2 separate regions of the Homo sapiens genome follow, and region 2 is linked to region 1. Evidence: read pairs that join two places in POLR2A ChIA-PET (ENCODE). Cell type or tissue: MCF 10A. All regions are shown on one strand. Each heading gives the region's core, and the rest is flanking DNA. Links, peaks and the distances in the headings are about the cores only. Region 1 overlaps ZFP36L1 (ZFP36 ring finger protein like 1). Region 2 has its middle 18 kb from the start of RAD51B-AS1.

Region 1 (2,901 bases), core at 178-2,677:
ACTAACCCACAATCTCAGTTGGCCCTCAAAGCCCTCCTTTCATGAGTGTCACTGAACCATAGCCTTCCTCCTGAGAATGAGGCCTCCAGGCCAGGAAAGGCATTGCTCGGTGGCCAAAATAGCTCATTTCTTTGAGCTGCTCCAAGAGAAGATCTTCATCCAACAGCCAGAGAGTGGGTTGCAGGGCCAGTAGCCACAGAGGCCCCACCCATCCATGGCAGACCTGGTGCAGGCCCCTAAACCCAGCCTTCAAGACACCCTGGCCTCCAGGGTAAGGGGTGGAGAAGAAGGCTTTGTGCCCCAGGATTGGCCTGGCCTTTCCTGACCCACTTCCCTCGTGAAAGCCTTCCCTTCAACTCCCTCAGCATAGTTCCTATCCTTCCTAGCTGCAGAGGAGCTCAGAGATAGGGGTTTCTTGCCAGTTCTGGGCTCACACTTCCCTGGCCTCCCTGCCAGACTACAGCACAGGGCTGCTGCTGAGGCCCCTTCTTCTAACATCCTGGAGAAATAATGGGCCTGAAATATTCTGCTGTTCCCTTTCCCAAGGGCCATCTCCTCTAACTTTAAGGACTCAATGGGACACAACCAGGCTCTTGTGGCCACCACACATGGGCCTGGGTTACCTAAATCCCAGCCTGAGTGAGTTCCCCAGGGAGACACTTAGGTAGAGGTAAAGGGTTAAGACCCGGGGACATGGAGCTTCCCCACATGATAAGGAGTCTCCCCTGGGCTTTACAGCCAACCCCCACCCTCCAGGGCCTCCAGTAGTCAATGTCTCTATCTTGGTTAGACAAAGTCAAAGGACTGACTCAGTCAAAGGACTGTCTCCTCTAGAGGAAATTCAGGGCTGGCCAGGAGGTACGCCTGGGCCTCTAGGAACCTAACCAGCGTCACCATGAGAGGGGAAGTTAGAAAGGTGTCTGCCACATGCTCAGGTATGCCTGCAGGGAATGAGCTCAAGGTGAATGATTAAATGTCTTTTTTGCTTTTACTCCGAAAGGAAGATCACATGCCACCACCAACCACCACCACCACCACCTCCACACACACACAAAGTTCATTTCCTCCTTAAGGGACAAGAGGCCTAGGTTTACTCCAGTCCTAAGAAGGGCTGCTTTTCCCCTTCCTAAACCACCAGCCCCTGCCCTGGAACAGGTAATAGTCCCTATTTTTCTACCTCACCCCCTGACCCCCAGTAGATATCTGATGACCAGGGAAATGAGTTGAGAGTAGAGGTAGGTCTTCGAGTCTCAGGGACATCCCTGGCCTGCCCAATGTCTGCTGCAGACCTTCGGAAGAGGCCTGGTGGAATCATGGTGACTCAGCTGAACTCCCAAAACTTCCTGGGTGTAAAGGAACCAAAGGCAAGTGAGCTGCAAATAGCAATCTCTGCCTCTCCCCAAATAAATCCTCCCAAGGCTCACACTCAAGATTTGTGAAAGTTCCAACTCCTCCGGCGGGTGAAATGCCACCTCTTAAGTGGTCATCTAGCCTTGGTGGGGGTGCATCTAGCCAAGGAGACCCCACCTTTCCCAAGATGACGACATACCTAATTTTGCATAGCACCTGAGATTGTAACTAAGGTGGTGGGAACCCTTGGTGACTTGCTGTGTTGTGTTGGCCAGTGTTAACACTCACTTCCCCTTAACAGCCCTCCAAACCCAAAAGGCTATGTCAAATCCAGTCCCAGTTCCCAGTTCCTTGTGACTGAGCCCCTCACCCCGCTGGACATTCCTCTCCAAGCAGGCAGTGCTTCCTTATACCCTCCCCACACGGGTAGGTGTTGAGAGGCCAGTACTGAGGTAAATTTCTTTCTTATGGGCAAAATGAGCCCAAGGCACCCCAATAAAAGAACTCACTCAAATCCAAGCCTGCAAGTGTGCCAAGTGCTAGGTCCTCTTTTATCATTTTGGCACCCCAAACACCATCCAAAGGAATGAAGAGCACAGGCTGGACGGGGCGGACTGGAAGGCCCTGAGCCTTGGCTCCCCAGAAGAACCGCAGAGGCCACACAAGTGTCGGCAAGGCTGGGCCCGCTGCTATTCAGCCAACAACTAACACACTGCACAGTCTTTTCAGAAGTAATACAGCAGGAAGTACAGGCTCCTTTGCAGAAAACCTCCACCCCGTCCCCTCTAAGCGCAGCAAACTGCCAGCATCAAGGAAGGGAGCTATAGGCTTAGCTTATAGGGATGAGAGATGCCGCCACCCACAGCCACAGCCCTCTCTCTCCGCCTCCCCCTACCCAGGACTTGCAAGGTATACAAGGGGAGAACCTTACTGGCAAAGTCAAACCAAAACCAAGTAAAACCAGCTCCACCATCAATGTTTCTTGAAAAAACGGGGTTTATTGATTTTTAAACTGCAAATAGTCGTTACAAAAAGTTTTTTTTTCTTTTAAATAAATTCACACAAAGAAAGAGAAATAGAAAGCGACGGTAGTGACCAGCAAGAGGAATAATAATTACATTCATCTTAATGTGTGTGTGCCAGTTCTGTTTACATTAACATTGGAAAACTCCAGACCTGGAATCCAGAACCTCAAATCTGTGAGTGGAATGTCTTGAGATGGGCACGTGGAAGTCAAAGGGTTTCTCTTTTTTTTTTTTTCCCCTTTTAGAAGCTATACATAAAAAGTTGTTTTCCTTCTGTACTGTCACAGAACTTTTACATACATTCTCAGTCCTAGTTGTGAAAGGCCTAAAGAGAAAGAAACTCAATTTGCAGTCCAACACAAAGGGGGGAATTTCTAAAATAAATAATCCAACAGTTTTTTGCATTTTTTTAAATTAATTTTTCATTTTTTTAAAATAAAATAACCAAAAAAGTGTAAAGTTACAAAAAATGTCGTTGAAGAATAATATATTAAAACTGTGGAAAAAAAGGAAAAAGACACGTCAC
Region 2 (2,901 bases), core at 211-2,710, 84 kb before region 1:
TTAAACATAAACTTACTATAAATGAATATAATAGAGACCCAATAAACTTGGGTTGTTATCATTTTTTTTTTTTAAGACAAAGTCTCACTCTATCGCCCAGGCTGGAGTGCAGTGGCGCGAACTTGGCTCTGCCTCCCGGGTTCACGCAATTCTCCTGCCTCAGCCTCCTGAGTAGCTGGGACTACAGGCACCTGCCACCACGCCTGGCTAATTTTTTGTATTTTTAGTAGAGACGGGGTTTCACTGTGTTAGCCAGGATGGTCTCCATCTCCTGACCTCATGATCTGTCCGCCTTGGCCTCCCAAAGTGCTGGGATTACAAGGGTGAGCCACTGCGCCCAGCCGGGTTGTTATCATTATTTAAGGATTGAGACCCCTTTTGATGTTTGCTGCTGTCAAGAAAATATGTGAGCACAGCTTCTTCCCCCACTTTGTTACCGCCCCACACACACTCAGGCAGGGGTCAAGGCCACCTGAGCAGCTAGATGCAGCCACTGAGGCCCCAGCCCCCATTGTAGAGCTGCTGCTTCTAGGAGCCACATGCCAGGGAGCAAGCAGCAGTCAGCACTGGAAACAGGCTACCCCAGCCTCAGTCTCCGTGGGTACCACTCAGGTGCCCAGCACTGCGGGAATCCCTGCCTGAGGCAGCCTGGGCTGGGAGTTCACACCTTGATGCCCCAGGGTCCTTGGATAGTGATGTGTCAGTAACACTTCAAGCAACCAGACGAGCTGCTCTGCAGGGAAGAAGCCCACTTGCAAGGGAGCTGGACATTCCCCCAGCCCTGGGAAACACAGTCCTGCTTGCTCTTGAGGTTGGGTCCCCATGAGAAGGGGGTCAAGAAAGGACCAAGAGCATCACGGGTTTTTTCTAGAGCAGAGGAGAGCCCTTAAAGCAAAGAGACTATCTGTACACGAGAGCCACTGAAGTGCAGAAGGAAGGCCAGGGGAGGGGCATGGAGGCAGAGACAGGGGTTCAAGCCCCAGCTCCCCTTCACTGTGTGAGTTATTTAATTTCCTGAGCTTTAGGCTCCTCCTCTCTCCTAAGAGGATAGCGCCACCTCCCTTAAGGGGTACCTGTGGCTGTATGGAGCAATGGGAGAGCAAAGAGGAAACCCTGGTGCATCCAGCCTTCCTTCAGAGACGGAAGCCACAGGCCCAGCCAGGAGATCTACCCAGGGTGGACCAGCACATTTCTGGGAGTCCAAGTCAATGCAGACAGAGGGCTCTCTAGGGAACAAAGAACTGAGAAGAGGAAAACCACCTCTGGCTCTTGGTGAGCCTGCCAACCTCCTGCAGCCCCTCATAGCCCAGGACCCCTGGAGGTGAGCCTGACTCTCAGCCCTGGCACTGGAGAAACTCACTCTTCCTTGCCCTATTGGTCCCCATTTCCTTTTTCCTTGGGCCCCTCTTCTTCTAGCCTGGGCAGAGCTGAGGAGGACAGTGGGGGTTCAGGCCGCCGCCAGGCTGGGGAGCTCCCTGCAGGGCTGGGAGAATAGGATGGACAGCGTTTTGCCAGAGCCTCATGGGAAGCTTCCTTTCAGGCAGCTGAACCCATTTCAGGGGTAGGGAGCACTGATCAGGGGTTGGGACATTGCCCCGGGAGGAGGATGAGGATGTTTCCAGGCCTCGGCTGACTCATGGTAGTGAGTATTAGTCACTCCCTCACAAGAATCAGCCCACATCCTCTAGTAGCCTCTTGTCTCCCAGAGGCCCCTGCCCCATGTTTACCTGCCTGAAGCTCCTCTCCCGGCCGCCCCCACCCACATCCGCACAGTTTGGGCAGACACAAGAGCCCCGCATCACTTTTCACTCGAGGCTCCTCTGAGACATCAGCTTCCTGCAGGAGAAATCTTCAGGGGGTTTCTCTTACAGATTTGGGGGTCAAAGACTGGGTTCCAATCGCAGCACTGCTGCCTTGTATCTCTGCTTCCTGGGCAAATTATGTCACCAATCCGGACTGTTGGGGATATTTTCCCCGAAGAGTAATAATAATATTATCTAGTAGGATTGTTGTGACAATGAAATCATATAAAGTGTGAAAGTTCCTGGCACAAAATAAGTGATCGATGCATGGTAATGAACACTATTATTATACATCAATAAAAGAAAAAAGGTCCCTTATATATAGCATTTTAAAAATAAGGTAACAAAACCCTTGGCCCCTTGGCCCTGTGAAACTGTGGGCTGACATGGAACAAAATAAAAGCAAGTAGAGGGCCAGGTGTGCTGCCTCACACCTGTAATCCCAGCATTTTGGGAGGCTGAGGTGGGAGGATCATTGGAGTTGAGGAGTTGGAGACCAGCCCAGGCAACATAGCAAGACTCTGTCTCTGCAAACAATTAAAAACTGAGCTTGGTGTGGTGGTGCACACCTGCGTCTGTGGTCCCAGCTGCTCGGGGCTCTGAGGTAGGAGGATCACTTGAGCCCAGGAGTTCGAGGCTACGGTAAGCCCTGATCGCGCCATTGCACTCCAGCTTGGGTGACAGAGCAAAACTCCATCTCTATTTATAAAAAAATTAGGAGATGGGGGGAGCAGGTAAAAGATTTCCTCTATTTTCATCCAATATCCCCTGGCTGTAGAAACTGCCCCGCAGCCCCCACTGGGGAGGTCAGGACAGCAGTGAGCAGTGAGACCCCGGACACTCCAGGGAACTGTGGCTCCGCAGGAGGAGCCCGGAAGGGGCGGAGAGGCCACAGATGTGGCTTGAGGATAACCATCCACTCAGGTGAGGGAAGCCCACTTGAGCCCACCTCTCAAACATAAGGCCCCCATCCCTGCTGGCCCCATCCCTTCTCACCGAAGCACGGTTTCTCTGCCTCAGCACTGCTGACACTTTGGACAAGTTATTTTTTGTTAAGGGGCTGTCCTGGCCATTGTAGGATGGCGAGCAGCGTCCTCAG

What was found. Peaks named below come from ENCODE experiments on the same cell type or tissue, not always from the same donor. Only the 100,000 strongest peaks of a DNase experiment are listed, where the experiment ranks them.
Region 2: POLR2A ChIA-PET joins it to region 1 with 12 read pairs; 25 of 35 experiments call an interaction of 5 or more read pairs at or near these places.

Annotation. Positions count from the first base shown.
Region 1 is chr14:68,785,334-68,788,234 of GRCh38, forward strand. It overlaps ZFP36L1 (ZFP36 ring finger protein like 1), which reads right to left. Exons shown (of 2, transcript NM_004926.4): 2 at 2,329-2,901. Among named protein-coding and RNA genes, the nearest start is that of ZFP36L1, 6.3 kb to the right of the region's middle. RefSeq lists silencers at 783-852, 873-922 and enhancers at 1,199-1,493, 1,783-1,962. In MCF 10A, for the core only: no CTCF peak of the experiment used is centred there; DNase peaks (open chromatin) are centred at 748 and 1,368.
Region 2 is chr14:68,701,667-68,704,567 of GRCh38, forward strand. No RefSeq gene overlaps it. Among named protein-coding and RNA genes, the nearest start is that of RAD51B-AS1, 18 kb to the left of the region's middle. In MCF 10A, for the core only: no CTCF peak of the experiment used is centred there; a DNase peak (open chromatin) is centred at 1,625.